Regions from separate parts of the Homo sapiens genome. Here all the other regions are linked to region 1. Evidence: chromatin loops called from intact Hi-C (ENCODE). Cell type or tissue: GM12878. All regions are shown on one strand. Links, peaks and the distances in the headings refer to the core of each region. The heading gives the core; the rest is flanking DNA.

Evidence for each region. Peaks named below come from ENCODE experiments on the same cell type or tissue, not always from the same donor. Only the 100,000 strongest peaks of a DNase experiment are listed, where the experiment ranks them.
Region 2: it touches region 1 in a loop (4-fold over the local background); 5 of 110 quality-filtered maps call a loop at or near these places.
Region 3: it touches region 1 in a loop (2.2-fold over the local background); 14 of 110 quality-filtered maps call a loop at or near these places.
Region 4: it touches region 1 in a loop (4-fold over the local background); 12 of 110 quality-filtered maps call a loop at or near these places.

What each region holds. Positions count from the first base shown.
Region 1 is chr4:40,621,096-40,624,858 of GRCh38, reverse strand. All of the region lies in intron 1 of RBM47 (RNA binding motif protein 47), which reads left to right. Among named protein-coding and RNA genes, the nearest start is that of RBM47, 6.9 kb to the left of the region's middle. RefSeq lists silencers at 1,361-1,410, 2,731-2,810. In GM12878, for the core only: a CTCF peak has its summit at 1,766; DNase peaks (open chromatin) are centred at 1,738 and 2,408; H3K4me3 peaks cover 2,283 bases; H3K27ac peaks cover 2,500 bases.
Region 2 is chr4:40,671,549-40,675,311 of GRCh38, reverse strand. No RefSeq gene overlaps it. Among named protein-coding and RNA genes, the nearest start is that of RBM47, 44 kb to the right of the region's middle. RefSeq lists an enhancer at 1,831-3,030. In GM12878, for the core only: no CTCF peak of the experiment used is centred there; a DNase peak (open chromatin) is centred at 2,111; H3K4me3 peaks cover 570 bases; H3K27ac peaks cover 1,853 bases.
Region 3 is chr4:40,558,569-40,562,331 of GRCh38, reverse strand. All of the region lies in intron 1 of RBM47 (RNA binding motif protein 47), which reads left to right. Among named protein-coding and RNA genes, the nearest start is that of MIR4802, 58 kb to the right of the region's middle. RefSeq lists enhancers at 1-252, 396-896. In GM12878, for the core only: no CTCF peak of the experiment used is centred there; a DNase peak (open chromatin) is centred at 2,291; H3K27ac peaks cover 2,080 bases.
Region 4 is chr4:40,548,915-40,552,677 of GRCh38, reverse strand. All of the region lies in intron 1 of RBM47 (RNA binding motif protein 47), which reads left to right. Among named protein-coding and RNA genes, the nearest start is that of MIR4802, 49 kb to the right of the region's middle. RefSeq lists a silencer at 1,561-1,650. In GM12878, for the core only: a CTCF peak has its summit at 1,633 (motif pointing right); DNase peaks (open chromatin) are centred at 709 and 1,487; H3K4me3 peaks cover 1,347 bases; H3K27ac peaks cover 1,848 bases.

The DNA.
Region 1 (3,763 bases), core at 441-2,940:
AAAAGAAAAGAAAAGATGGCTTAAATAATATTTCTTTTTGTGTGTTGTCATTTGATTAAAAAATAATAACATGGTTCTTGGTACACCAAGCCCTTGCCAAGATTAGGCCCATCTTCCCAGTAGCCTTCTCAAGACAAAGTTGCCTTTGTGTAACTACAACTGGGAGGCTTTGGTGACACAGAAAATTTAATGGGGCACTGCAACTTCTTATTAACAGAAAATGCAATGGCCTAATGTTTTTGTTGTTTTTGTTTTATGTACTACCAGTTAATACCTATGATCTATTTCTCCATGAGGATGATCTTACTATTTTAGACATGTCCAGGGAAGAATGAGGTGGTTATGGCTTTACCTTAGAATTTAGTTAGATTATAAAAGGCTGCAGCATGCTGGCATGGAGGAGAGCTCAGCACTGTGGGCTAGTTTGTTATCAGGGTAATCAGCAACGTTTGGTCATGTGGTGAGAAAAAAAGGGGTTTATCTAGAGTAAAGATGCAGATTTTAGGGAAAGGATGGCTATTCATACTAAATTCACACTCCATAGCAGAGTGGCTAGGAGCATGGGCTGCCTTGGTTCCAATCTTAGTTCTGCCACTTACATGTGACTTTAGGCAGGCTAACTAAAAAAGAAAACTCTGTGACTCAGTTTCCCCAACTGTAAAATGCCTACCTCACAGGGTTATTATAAGGATTAAATAAATTAATCTGGGCCAGGCTTGGTCACTCACACCGTAATCCCAGCACTTTTGGAGACCAAGGCATGCAGATCACTTGAGCCCAGGAGTTTGAGAACAATCTAGGCAACATGGCAAAACCCCATCTCTACAAAAAATACAAAAATTAGCCAGGCGTGGTGGTACACGCCTGTAATCCCAGCTACCAGGGAGGCTGAGGTGGGAGGATCCCTTGAGATCGGGAGGCGGAGGTAGCAGTGAGCCGAGATTGCGTCACTGCACTCCAGCCTTGACAGGGCAAGACTCCATCTAAAAAACAAACAAACAAACAAACAAACAAACAAGTTTATACCTCTTTGTCTGCTATTTAATATCCTTTAAAAGGCTGAGAGTTGCCAATAAGCAATGATGAGGAGGAAAAAAGTGCATTTTTTCGTAATTAGAAAAAACTTATTAGGTCATTACTAGAAGGAAAAAAGTATGTTTTCTCAAAATTAGGGAGAGTGAAGAGCTGAGCGTGGTGGTTCATGCCTGTGGTCCCAGCTACTTGGGAGGCTGAGGCAGGAGCGTCGCTGGATGACAGGCGCTCAAGGCTTTAGTACGTTATGATTGCGCCTGTGACTAGCCACTGCACTCCAGCCTGGGTAACATAGTGAGATCTCACCTCTAAAAAATACGGAGGGTCAACCAAGAAATCCAAGAGTGAAAGGGCAGTATCAGGTGAATATCAATGAATCACAGCAGTGTGGCTTTTCTGGTGGGCTGACAGTGTACTCTTAGTTACTAAGAAAAGAGATGAGGAAGGACAGGTGGCTGAAGAAGTATTAGAAGAATTGCCTCTAGTGAAATCCTATTTGCAGAGCAAAGAGAAATCCAATAACAAGTTAGCCCTTCCCATTTGGTGCAAACAGTAGTTTGGCCCAGGGACCTCCTTTGCTTTTTGCTCCACATTGTGGGCTCCAGCATCTACCTCAAGGTATATGTCAGTTTGCCAATGAGTAAACAGAAACTGCCAGCTCATATGATACGGACAAGCCCAGCCTGAAACCTAGGAGTCACTTCTCCGGTGGGAACTGCAGGAGGCACACAGACCCTGAAATTAAATGGTAACACCCATGTTCTCATACACCCTGGTCATGTATGAAAGGTCTTGCCCTTTCTCCATTGGCTAGAGCTAGTCACGGAAGGGTGGATACGTCTGCAGAATCTGCTTATCTGCTCCCCTGCTTCCACCTTTGTCCTCACCGCTCTCCCCGCACACTCCTTTCTTAACCCAGTATCCAGAGTGACTCTTTTATTTTTTGAGATGGAGTCTCACTCTGTCACCCAGGCTGGAGTGCAGTGGCACGATCTCAGCTCACTGCAACCTCTGCCTTCCAGGCTCCAGTGATTCTCCTGCCTCAGCCTCCTGAGTAGCTAGGATTACAGACATGCACCACCATGCCTGGCTAATTTTTGTGTTTTTAGTAGAGATGGAGTTTCACCATGTTGGCCAGGCTGGTCTCGAACTCCTGGCCTCAAGCGAGCTGCCTACCTTGGCCTCCTAAAGTGCTGGGATTGCAGGTGTGAGCTACCTCACCTGGCCAGAGTGACTTTTTTAAAACAGAAGTCAGCTCGTGTCAGTCCCCTGCCGAAAACTTTCTAGAGCTTCTCTATCTCACTCAAAAGCCAGTGAATGACTTTATTTCTAGTCCCATCACCTCTTTAACCTCGCCTGCTACCACACACATCCTTACTTCCTCTGCTTTAACCACACTCCTTTTCTTGATGGGGTGTGCCCAGCACATTCATACCACAGGGCCTTTGCACTGGCTGCCCCGATGCCTGAACCATCATCCCCAGACATCTCCATGCTTCACTCCTTCACCTCCTTCAAGTCTTTGCTCTGCCTCCTCCAGGTTAAAACAGCAATTCCTCCTTCCTGCCCGCATCCTCTGTCTCACTACCCTGCTTTCTCTCTGGTATTTATCGCTTTGTAGCATACTATGTAATTGTGTGACCTATTATCTGTCTCTCCCTGACTAGAATGTCTACTTCATTCATTGGTGTATCCCAAGCACATTAGAGGAGCGTCTGCCACAGAGTAGGTGCTCCATAAATACTTGTTGAATAAATGAATAAGACACACAGGCTTTTACACATTTCAAGCGTGACTGAATGCGTTTTACTCGAAATACAACCACGAACATACCTTTCTGAATGAGCATGGGTTTTCTCCCAGACCTCTCCCAGGAGGCTGCCATGTTTTCTGTGGTTTATTTTCTCTGCCACCACAAGTCCTTGATGGAGGCTGATGACTAAGTAACGTGCAAGGCAGGGCCAAATGTGGGGATGTCGCAATCGTTTCAGCACTTCCCCATTTCAGAGCTTCCCTGTTTCCAAATCAAAGCCTCCTCTTTGGCAATCTTTTTGTGATTTACATCTAAATGTGTAGCCCTCTGTTTGAACCATTTTGTGAATCGCATGCCCTACAGATAATTACACTTGACTGACTTATGTTACTATATTGTTTATCACCTTTTCTACTGTCATTTAATTATAATTAATGATTTTCTGAAAGTAACTGTCAAGACAAATTTTCTTAACTATCTCTTTTCACCTTTGAGGTTTCCACAAGTGCCAATTGCTGCTACAGGATTCCATTTAGATTGTTCTCAGCTGCAGAGCTCAATTAGGTATTTTTGTCTTGACCTGGCATGAAACGGAAGTGCTAGAGTCATTGTTTGAGTCTTTAATTTTTCCCCAGAACCTTTGTACAAATACTTGATCTTGCCTTTACAAAGTGGCAAAACAATTCTCTGATCTGTCATGTTTGTTTGCTAGCCCTGGCTTCGTTCTCTCCTTTGGACAATTACCTAGGTTTGGCAAAATTGCTTTTCGTGGCCTTTGGAGGCACAGTTCCCTCTCTGCGTTCATTTGCCTTGTTTAGATCCATAATTCACTGAAAAAGGCTTCCTCAGTTGCTGTTAGAATCCTGTGGCTACTAGGCTTGGGGACCCTAAAACCATCTTGAAGGTAGTACAGACTCCAGGAAGGTTCTTTGCAGTAAAAAAAAGGCAATAGTACATAAAGTCTGCTGAGGGTAGATG
Region 2 (3,763 bases), core at 566-3,065, 50 kb before region 1:
TCTAGCTCTTAGTCCTTAAAGTTTTGGCTGGGTGTGGTGGCTCATGCCTGTAATCCCAGCCCTTTGGGAGGCCGAGGTTTGCGGATCACCTGAGGTCAGGAGTTTGAGGCCAGCCTGATCAACACGACAAAACCTCGTCTCTACTAAAAATACAAAAATTAGCTAGGCATGGTGGAGGGTGCCTGTAGTCTCAGCTACTGGGGAGACTGAGGCGGGAGAATCACTTGAACCCAGTAGGTGGAGGTGTTGCAGTGAGCCGAGATCGTGCCACTGCACTCCACTCCAGCCTGGGTGACAGAGTAAGACTCGTCTCTGGAAAAAAAAAAAATTAGCTAGGCATGGTAGCTCGTGCCTGTAGTTCCAGCTACTTGGGAGGCTGAGGCACAAGAATCCCTTGAACCCGGGTGGTGCAGGTTTCAGTGAGCTGAGATTGTGCCACTGCCCTCCAGCCTGGGTAACAGAGTGAGACTCCATCTCAAAAAAAAAAAAAAAAAAAAGAAAAAGAGATTTCAGTATGGATTTTGGAGGATCACCAAATTCAGATCATAGCAATACTTGTGCTATAAAAGCCAAATGCAGAGTCCTGTGTTAAGGAACTCCACCAAAGTACATGAGAAGGAAGAAGAAGCAGCAGCTTTGCCAAAATGATTTGATAAAAGAGAGAAATAATGTATTCAGAGAAAAGGGGAGGAACTCAATCTTTGTCTAAGGTGAACTTCCAAATCAACTCATTAATAAATGCTCCAATAAAAACAGTGTACTTGTTATGCGTGAAATGCTGTTTTAATATTCATACATATAAGAAAGGTAATGATAGGTGTTTACCATAGACTGTTTGGAGTCTGATCTTTTTTTTTTTTTTGAGACGGAGTCTCGCTCTGTCACCCAGCCTGGAGTGCAGTGGCGTGATCTCCGCTCACTGCAACTTCCGCCTTCCCAGTTCAAGCTATTCTCTTGCCTCAACCTCCTGAGTAACTGGGATTACAGGCACACGCCACCACGCCTGGCTAATTTTGTATTTTTAGTAGAGACAGGGTTTCTCCATGTTGGTCAGGCTGGTCTTGAACTCCCGACCTCAGGTGATCCGCCTGCCTCGGCCTCCCAAAGTGTTGGGATTATAGGCATGAGCCACAGCCCTGGCACCGGAGTCTGGTCTTATACTTGATTCACTGAGTAGCTCAGTTACTTAGTTGCTCCCTGCATCAAAGAGGCTCTTATAGTAATAGCAGCTATTAGCAGCTGGCAACTATTTTACACACATACATCATCTCTAATTTTCAAAAGAGTTCTGCAAGGAAGGCATTTGTTGTAGGCAGAATGTCTAAAATGGACCCTAAAGATGTCCTTTATCTCTGGAACCTGTGAATATGATGAGATTTCACTCTGATGATTATATTATGTTGTATGGCACAGTTGACCTTAAGAAAGAGTGATTATCTGGGTGAACATGAGCTGCTAAAGCAGAAAGCGGCAGGCATGGTGGCCCATGCCTGTAATCCCAGCACTTTGGGAGGTCAAGGCAAGAGGATCACTTGAGCCCAGGAGTTTAAAATCAGCCTGGGCAACATAGCGAGATCCCCACTCTACAAAATAAATAAGTAGATAAAAAAAAGAATAAAAGCAGAGAGCTTTCTCTGGCTGAGAGCAGAAGTCAGATGTTTTCCAAGTGTCAGAAGGGTTAGGTGTGTAGTTGCTGCTTTGGAATAGAGGGTCACTGTGGAGGAAGGGGGCAGGCTTAAGGAGCTGAGAAATGGCCTCTGCTGACAGCCAGTGAGGAAACAAGGCCTCGGTCCCACAACTGCAGGAACCTACATTCTGCTGACAACAGGGATGAGCTTGGAGGAAGACCCTGAGCTCTAGGTGAGGACACGGACAACCAACATCTTGATTTCAGCGTTTCAAGGCTCTTAGCAGAAAACCTGGTTACGCCATCTGGGGCCTCTGGCCTACAGCACTGTGAAATGATGAGTGGGAGTAGCTCTTACCCTCTAGATCTGTGCTAATTTATTACACAGCAGTAGAAAACTAATAAAGCATTCATACCCTCCTCCTGCAGAGGAGGAAACTGAGGTTCAAGGAAGTTTAGTAAATGTGGTGAAAACTATCTTGAGAATGTGGTTAGGGCAGGATTTGATGCAGGCAGACAGACCTACCCACGTCACCATTCAGTAATGTGTTAACCAACCAAGATCCACAGGATGCAAAAGGAATAAAGCTCTTGATAGAGGGAAGGATGACTCAGCTTTCTACTCAGTTTTAGAATGACTCGGATTCTTATTTACTATTGGCTGAACAATGGCTTGGGTTTCTGCAAGGATCTTGATCTGTGGGAGTGGCTCCCACGTATCTGCTCTGTTGAGATGTATTAGCTTGTCTCCTTTTTTCGCTACAAGCATTAGATGACTGATTTCCAAACGAGTGAAGCTGAATGGATTTAGCCAGATTAACATTCTAACAGCAAGAAACAGGGGAAGAAAAGGCAAATCCTGGGGCGCTTTGTTAACACACGGAATCACTCACACAAACATACTCAGGAAAAGCCTTCTCTCCGAGGCCTAGCTTTGTAGATATTCAGCTTCCTGAAGACACGCCAGTTTTAAAAGGAGGAGTTCCAAAGAGCACTTACCATCAGGACCTGGCCCCAGCTCTTCATGTGACCTTTCCTTCCTCTTTCCGGCTCACTCCACTCCAGCCGCAGGACCTCTGGACCCTCCCTTGAGTTATGCTAAACTCCTGCCTGCCTTGGGCCACTGTGCCTCTGTTCTCTTTGGCGTGGAATATTCTTTCTCTAGTTCATGTCGTTAATTCACTCAGATCTCTGCTCAAGTGGCATCTGACTGGAGTGTCTTTCCCTGACCAACTTATTTAAAGCAGCGCTGTTCCCTGCCCGTCACTGTCTCCTTATCCTGCTTTATTCTTTTTTTTTTTTTTTTTTTGAAGAGGGGGTCTTGCCCTGTCTCCCGGGCTGGGGTGCAGTGGCACGATCTCGGCTCACTGCAACCTTCACCTCCCAGGTTCGAGCGATTCTCGCGTCTCAGCCTCCCAAGTTGCTGGGACTACAGGTACGTGCCACCATGCCTGGCTAATTTTTGTATTTTTAGTAGAGATAGGGTTTCACCATGTTGGCCAGGCTGGTCTCGAACTCGTGACCTCAGGTGATTCACCCACCTTGGCCTCCCAAAGTGCTGAGATTACAGGCGTGAGCCACCGCGCCGGCCCCTGCTTTATTCTTCTTCATAGCACTTTGGCTACCTGATATGCCTCAGATGTACAAATATGTTTATTTGTTTGTCATTGCCTTTCTCCCGCATGAGGTTTTGTTTTATTCATTGCTGTATTCCCAGTATCCACAATAATTTACAGCACATAGTAGGGAATCAAATATTTGTTGAATGAATTAATGAATCAAGAACAAAAGCACTGCATCTGTTAAATGATTTGGCATTCCTGAGCTATTTCTGCACCTAATCTCTCTCTCTCTCTCAGGGGTATTTGCTAATGGGTCTAATATGGGAAAGATACTTAATTCCATGGTTGTACAAAATCTAGAATACAGAAGATTAAAACCTGGAGACAAGGCCGGGTGCAGTGGCTCAAGCCTGTAATCCCAGCACTTTGGGAGACTGAGGTGGGCAGATCATCTGAGGTCGGGAGTTCAAGATCAGCCTGACCAACATGGAGAAACTCCATCTCTACTAAAAATACAAAATTAGCCAGGCATTGTGGCACACGCCTGTAATCTCAGCTACTTGTGAGGCTGAGG
Region 3 (3,763 bases), core at 882-3,381, 63 kb after region 1:
CTGGTCTGTGCTTCAGTGGGCATGATCAACTTTCACCTGTCCTCTTTTTTCCAGGCTTCCAAAAGAGGACCACTCCTTCTGAGAGACACATTTTTCTTTGATCGTGTTAATCCTACAGCCTGATTACCCACCCCTCCTGCTAGTCTTAGAGTCCAGCAGACCAGGTGGTCTCTTTCTGTTAACTTTGCATATCTTTAAATCTAGTGGATTTTGCAGATTATCACTTGGGGGTATGTTTCCTGGATTGTAACCATGGGGTACTGATTGTAAAACATGCAATTGATTTAATAATAGCTTTTTAAAATGAGTAAGTAGTCACATGGGCTATTTGAGAAACAGGTTTCAAGTCATTGAGTCATTGAGGGGACCTTGCATTGTGGACCTCTAATGAATGTTAACTGACTGGCTGAATGAATAAATGAATGAGAGAAGGACAGAGATTTCTGATCTAGTAAAAGGATATCTTACATTAAGACAACGGAGGCCAGGCGAGGTGGCTCACACCTGTAATCCCAGCACTTAGGGAGGCCCAGATGGGTGGATTGCTTGAGCGCAGGAGTTCGAGACCAGCTTGCGCAACATAACGAAACCCCATCTCTGCAAAAAATACAAAAATTAGCTGGGCATGGTGGTGCAAGCCTGTAATTCCAGCTACTCAGGAGGCTGAGGTGGGAGGATCACCTGAGCCCAGGAGGTGGAGGTTGCAGTGAGCTGAGATTGCACCACCGTACTCAAGCCTGGGTGACAGAGCAAGACCCTGTCTCAAAAAAAAAAAAGAAAAAAAAAAGAAAAGAAGAAGCAAAAAAGAAGTTGGGCACAGTGGCTTATGCCTGTAATCCCAGCACTTTGGTAGGGCAAGGCAGGTGGATCACCTGAGGTCAGGAGTTCGAGACCAGCCTGGTCAACATCCCATCTCTACTGAAAATACAAAAATTAGCTAGGCGTAATGGTGCATGCCTGTAATCCGAGCTACTTATGATGCTGAGGCCGGAGAATCGCTTGAACCCAGGAAGCGGTGGTCGCAGTGAGCCGAGATTGCACCATTGCACTCCAGTCTGGGCAACAAAAGTGAAACTCCGTCTCAAAAAAAAAAAAAAAAAAAAAGACAATGGAAAAATAGTCCCAGAAAGGCTAAGATTTAAGTCCCATCCTGCCTCTTGGGCACTTTATAATAAGATAATCTCTCTGGACCTCAGTCTTCTTTACTGAAAGTGGGTTTAACAGTTCCTTACCAGGCTTGATTGTTGGGAGGTAAAAAACCAGACACATAGTCTCCTTTAATGCAGTTCCTGACACGTAGGCAGTGCTAAGAATGTGGGAAATAGTGAGAGAAAAGGGAATAGCAGCAACTTTTTTTTTTTTTTTTCCGAGAAGGAGTCTTACTTTTTGCCCAGGCTGAAGTGCAGTGGCGCGTTCTCGGCTCACTGCAACCTCCACTTCTGTGTGCAAGTGATTCTCCTGCCTCAGCCTCCTGAGTAGCTGGGATTACAGGCGCCTGCCACCATGCCTGGGTAATTTTTTGTATTTTTAGTAGAAACGGGGTTTCACCATTTTGGCCAGGCTGGTCTTGAACTCCTGACCTCGTAATCCACCTGCCTTGGCCTCCCAAAGTGCTGGGATTACAGGCATGAGCCACCACGCCCAGCCTAGCAGCAACTTTTTAGTTATGGTGGTCAGCAGTCAAAGAGGGCATAGATGGCTGCATCATACAAAATAGATGAAAACTTCGAATGTATGACTAGGCAGGAGAGGGTCGGGGAGGTCACCTCCTGGCTTCCCCTGGACTGGCAAGTGACCAAAGGCTGGCACTGCCGGGAGCAGGGAGAGCCGAGGTGTCCTCATTCAATCCAAGGAATTGGTTGTATTGTGAGCTCTGGTTAGATTTTTTTTTTAAATGCACCTGGCAAGGTTGCTTTGAACTCTTGATCATCCAAGAGTGGTAAGAAAGTGCTGGGCCATGCACATGCTCATTCCTCAAACACCTGTGCCTTGGCAAAGTGGAGATAACCAAAAGTCTGAACTTCCATACTCTTGTGTTTTAAAATCAGAACCTTAGGCAGCACAGAAAGCATTTTAAGAGTTTTCTGCACTTTTCATGGAGTGGAGTTAGATTTTGCAGGTGATACCAGTGAAACCTTTAACTGTCAGTGACCCTGGCCATGTTAGGAAATTCCTGACAACTGTCAGACCTCTGTGGGTCAAAACTCAGCTTGGCTGCGTTTTGACAACACTGTTTTGCTGACCAGGCTGGTGTTTAACTATTGTGCCAGGGTCAGGATGGAAAAATAAGAGAGTAATATCAAGAAAGTGAGCGCGTGGTTATGGGTGAGTGATTCTCAGACCTACTTGCTAATCTCTCTAACAGCTATCTGGCTAGTGCAAGTAATTTGGCCAAAATTTTAAAAAAGGTAAACACTAGAAATGGCTTGTAATGTACAGATTTGAAGGAACAGTGACTTATCTATTTCATTTGCAGTTTGTTGTGCTTGAGAGTCAAGGCTGGGGCATATTATGTGCTGCCAACAGGAATCAGAAGTTGAGAAATCAGGAACAAGTGTTCTTTCTACCCTCTAATAAAGGGCCTGACTTCGCAAAAACAACAATAATCCTATTTTTGCACCACCAAGAGTCTTCCCGATTTGGGTGGGACCTTAGAGGATGGTGGAGGGGATATTTCATGAAACTCAAAAAATATTTGCTGAATCAAGATTTTCTCTACCCTGGTGTTGGTCACCCACAGGAACAAAGATAGAATCTTTTATATTTAAACAACACCTCAGTTTTTCTTCCTTAACAGTCTTATTTTTAAAAAATTTAGATAAGATCTCCAATGTTTGCTTCAGGCTTTCTCACTTGACATTATCTTGGACTTTGGGGCTTGAGGGAGAAAATGCAGCTTCTCTGTATAGTTTCTGAAATGATGCTTGCATACCCATGTCACTTGATTCGTTATTGTAGAAATAACACCCACATTATGGGCTAGCCATATCGTATTCTGTGTTTGTCACCTGTAATTGTTTGAGAAACACAGCCTGATTTCATGTTAGACTCACTTGAAAAATATTTATTAGGCTCTCTCCTTCTATTTGCCAGAAATAGAGGCAAAGGCTGCTTTTCCATATAATCCAAACTAGCTTATATTCTGTCTTGGTGAAGTAGCCTCTAAAGAAAAAACCATTACTGAGGGGCAAATGCTATCTATGTCATGGTAATATACCTTGTAATAGGGATAAATACCTTGTAATAGGGATAAAATAAAGGCTGGATCTGCCCTATTCACCACAATCACTAGCACAGTGCTTGGAACATAGGAGGGGCTTAGTACACATTTCTTTTTTGAGACGGAGTCTCACTCTGTCACCCAGGCTGGAGTGCAGTGGCGAAATCTTGGCTCACTTCTACCTCCGCCTCCTGGGTTCAAGTGATTCTTCTACCTCAGTCTCCCAAGTAACTGGGATTACAGGCGCCTGCCACCACGCCCGGCTAATTTTTTTTTTTTTTTTTTAGACAGAGTTTGACTCTGTCGACCAGGCTGGAGTGCTGTGGCACGATCTCGGCCCACTACAACCTCTGCCTCCCGAGTTCAAGCAATTCTCCTGCCTCAGCCTCCCAATTAGCTGGAACTACAGGTGTCCACCACCACACCTGGCTAATTTTTGTATTTTTAGTAGAGATGGGGTTTCACCATGTTGGCCAGGCTAGTCTTGAACTCCTGACCTCAGGTTATTTGCCAACCTCAGCCTCCCAAAGTGCTGGGATTACA
Region 4 (3,763 bases), core at 582-3,081, 72 kb after region 1:
AAGGACTCTGGATTTTATTCCAAGTGTGAGGACATGCCATTGGAGGGTTTTGAGAAGGGAAGTGACGTGACCGTGTTTAAAAAGAAAGATTGATCTATCAGAATGTGGATTCGGCAGCCATATACAGAAATGAGTCTACCCCTGGTTCAAATTAATTTAGCCCACCTGCTACTGCAGGATCTGGACTAGATGAATTTTTAACACGTCAATAGTTGAAATACAGAGCCCATTTTTATTTATATCCTTTATCTTTTTATTATTTATTTATTTATTTATTTTTGAGACAGAGTCTCACTCTGTCGCCCAGGCTGGAGTACAGTGGCGGGATCTCAGCTCACTGCAACCTCCACCTCCCAGGTTCAAGCAATTCTTCTGCTTCAGCCTCTTGAGTAGCTGGGACTACAGGTGCCCGCCACCATGCCCTGTTAATTTTTTGTATTTTTAGTAGAGACAGGGTTTCACCATGTTAGCCAGGGTGGTCTCCATCTCCTGACCTCGTGATCCACCTGCCTCAGCCTCCCAAAGTGCTGGGATTACAGGTGTGAGCCACCGCACCTAGCCCCTAAATCCTTATCTTTAAAAAAGTCTTAGGGCCTCTATGTTTTTCTTTTAAACAAGGTCTTGTATAAAGATGGATTGCTCTCTAGAAGAGAAAATGTTTCCAGTTTTTGAGTCAATGCCTGTGTCATCTTTTGTCTTCTTTTAGTGTAACTTTTGAAAATTATGCTGTGGCTATGCAGTGACTCATACCTGTAATTCCCAGCGCTTTGGGAGGCCAAGGCAGGTGAATCACTTGAGGTCAAGAGTTCGAGACTAGCCTGGCCAACATAGTGAAACCCTGTCTCTACTAAAAATACAAAAGTTAGCTGGATGTGGTGGCACGCTCCTGTAATCCCAGGTACTTGGGAGGCTGAGGCAGGAGAATCACTTGAACCCGGGAGGCGGAAGCTGCAGTGAGCCGAGATCCCACCACTGCACTCCAACCTGGGCAAGAGAGCGAGACTCTGTCTCAAAAAAAAAAAAAAAAAGAAAAGTACGCTATTTGATTCTCCCTCCCTCCCTCTTCCTTGTGTACTTCCTTCTTCCCTCCTTTCCTTTCTTTTTTAAAAGTGCTTGTTATTTTATTAGAGATCTGGATTCTGCTTGCCAATGTTAATAAAATGCAGGATTGTTTTTATTAGGTACTATTTGTTTACTTTGTTTTGTTGTTTTCTTTCTTTGTACAAAGATATCTTGGGAATATTGAATATATTCACAGATGGTAGAATCGGAGTTTGCAGTTCTGCTTTCTTTGCCCTGACCTTGTTTGAGACGTGCTTGCTTCTGATATGCTGATTCCACGTTGCAAAAGTGAAAGTATGTACTAAAGGGCCTTAAAATTAAGCAGCAAAGTAAACAGAGATTAAATTGTCTTTTGAATTTGTCAGCCTCGAACCATATGTATTTTGTGGCCACCGTATTTTCTTCATTCTTTTGTAACTGTGACCCAAGCCCATAGTGATGTGTGTATACCTCTCATGTAGAAGCAGGTCAGAACATTCACTCTCAGTTACCTTGACAAATATTTGTGGGCAGGCTGGGCTTGCTACCTACACAGCTTCCTAACAGCCCACTTTTGTGCTCAGGAAATATATCAGAACCACAAGAGGGCAGCTTGTTCAGTGAACCTAGGGGTAAAAAAGTGCTGTTTGTTAGTTACAGGATAATGAGAGGGGGAAGATGTCTAAATTTTTCAAAATGTTTCTTGCATAAGGAAGTTTTTTTTTTTTTGCATTCCTTGACAGTTTCATCTATTCAAAGAGAGAATGATTTTGGAAATTAAAAGTTTTAAGACGAGTTTCTTCATGCATATCTATTTTTTCCTTCTCTGGAATATAAATACCCATTTCCCCTTGAATCCCTTTTTCCTCTATCTTCCGTCCCTTCAATCTTTATTAAGGTATAATTTACATATGATAGGGCCAGGCGCGGTGGCTCACACCTGTAATCCCAGCACTTTGGGAAGCTGAGGTGGGCGGATCACTTGAGGTCAGGAGTTTGAGACCAGCCTGGCCCACATGGTGAAACTCCATCTCTACTAAAAACACAAAAATTAGCCGGGCATGGTGCTGGGCACCTGTAGTCCCAGCTACTCTGGAGGCTGAGGCAGGAGAATCACTTGAACCCAGGAGGATGAGGTTGCAGTGAGCTGAGATCATAGCACTACATTCCAGCATGGGCGACAGAGTGAGACTCTGTCTCAAAAAAAAATTACGTATGATAAACTTCCCACATTTTCAGTGGTGACTTTTAACACATGTATCCAGCTGTGAAACCACTACCCCAATCAAGATGTAGGAACTAACATCTCTGGAAAGTTTTCTCATGCCCCTCTGCAGTCAGTCTCCCCTCGAAGGCCCCACATCCCCTTTAATCTTTAATCGTTGAGAACATTTTACCTGACACAAAGCATTTTATAACTTTAAAGTAATGATCATGCACAAAATTTATGGTCTTGTGTAGGAGACCATGTGAGAATTCGGGAGAGATGCAAGGAAATCAAACCCAGCTTCGTTCCAAGACAGCTCTGTTGGGTTTGACCCTTTGTGGCTGTGGTGGTGGTTATCCTCTGGCTAATATTCATGGAGAGGGAGAACTGTCATTAACTGAACAATCATTAATTTCCCATTTGTTCTTTAATATTTATTTCTGCTGTATTTAACATTTATTACTGCGCACGGTGGCTCACACCTGTAATCCCAGCACTTTGGGAGGCCGAGGCGGGTGGATCACAAGGTCAGGAGTTCGAGACCAACATGGTGAAACCCTGTCTCTACTAAAAATACAAAAATTAGCCAGGCGTGGTGGCACACGCCTGTAATACCAGCTGCTTGGGAGGTTGAGGCAGGAGAATTGCTTGAACCCGGGAGGCGGAAGTTGCAGTGAGCTGAGATTGCGCCACTGCACTCTAGCCTGGGCGACAGAGTGAGACTCCGTCTCAAAAAAAAATTAGCTGGGCATGGTGCCACACACCTGTAATCCCAGCTACTTGGGAGGCTGAGGCAGGAGAATTGCTTGAACCCGGGAGGCGTAGGTTGCAGTGAGCCGAGATCATGCCACTGTACTCCAGCCTGGGCCACAGAGCGAGACTTCATCTCAAAAAAAAAAAAAAAACGAACAAACAAAAAAAACATTTATTGCACCTATGTACTCGTATTATTTAACTTAAGGAATCCTCCCTCTAAGGGAAGTGCTATTATTATCCTTACTTACAGACTGAGGAAAATAAGAGGGAGACTGAGGTACTGGCTGGGCGTGGTGGCTCACGCCTGTAATCCCAGCACTTTGGGAGGCAGAGGCAGGTGGATCACTTGAGGTCAGAAGTTTGAGACCAGCCTGGCTAACATGGTGAAACCCTGTCTCTACTAAAAATACAAAAATTAGCTGGGCACGGTGGTGCGTGCCTGTAGTTCCAGCTATTCGGGAGGCTGAGGCAGGAGAATCGCTTGAACCCAGGGGGCGGAGGTTGCAGATTATGCCACTGCACTCTAGTCTGGGCAACAGAGCAAGGCTCTGTGTCCCCCCCCCCAAAAAAAAAGAAACTGAGGTACAGTCATGTGTGGCTTTTGATTGATAAAAAGAATGAGTAAGGTTAGTTTCCTGATGAGGATAAGTGAAATTAAAAGTTTCTTAAGAAACTCATTTTCTCATTGATCATAATAATATGTACCCAGGCCAGGCACAGTGGCTCATGCCTGTAATCCCAGCACTTTGGGAGGCCAAG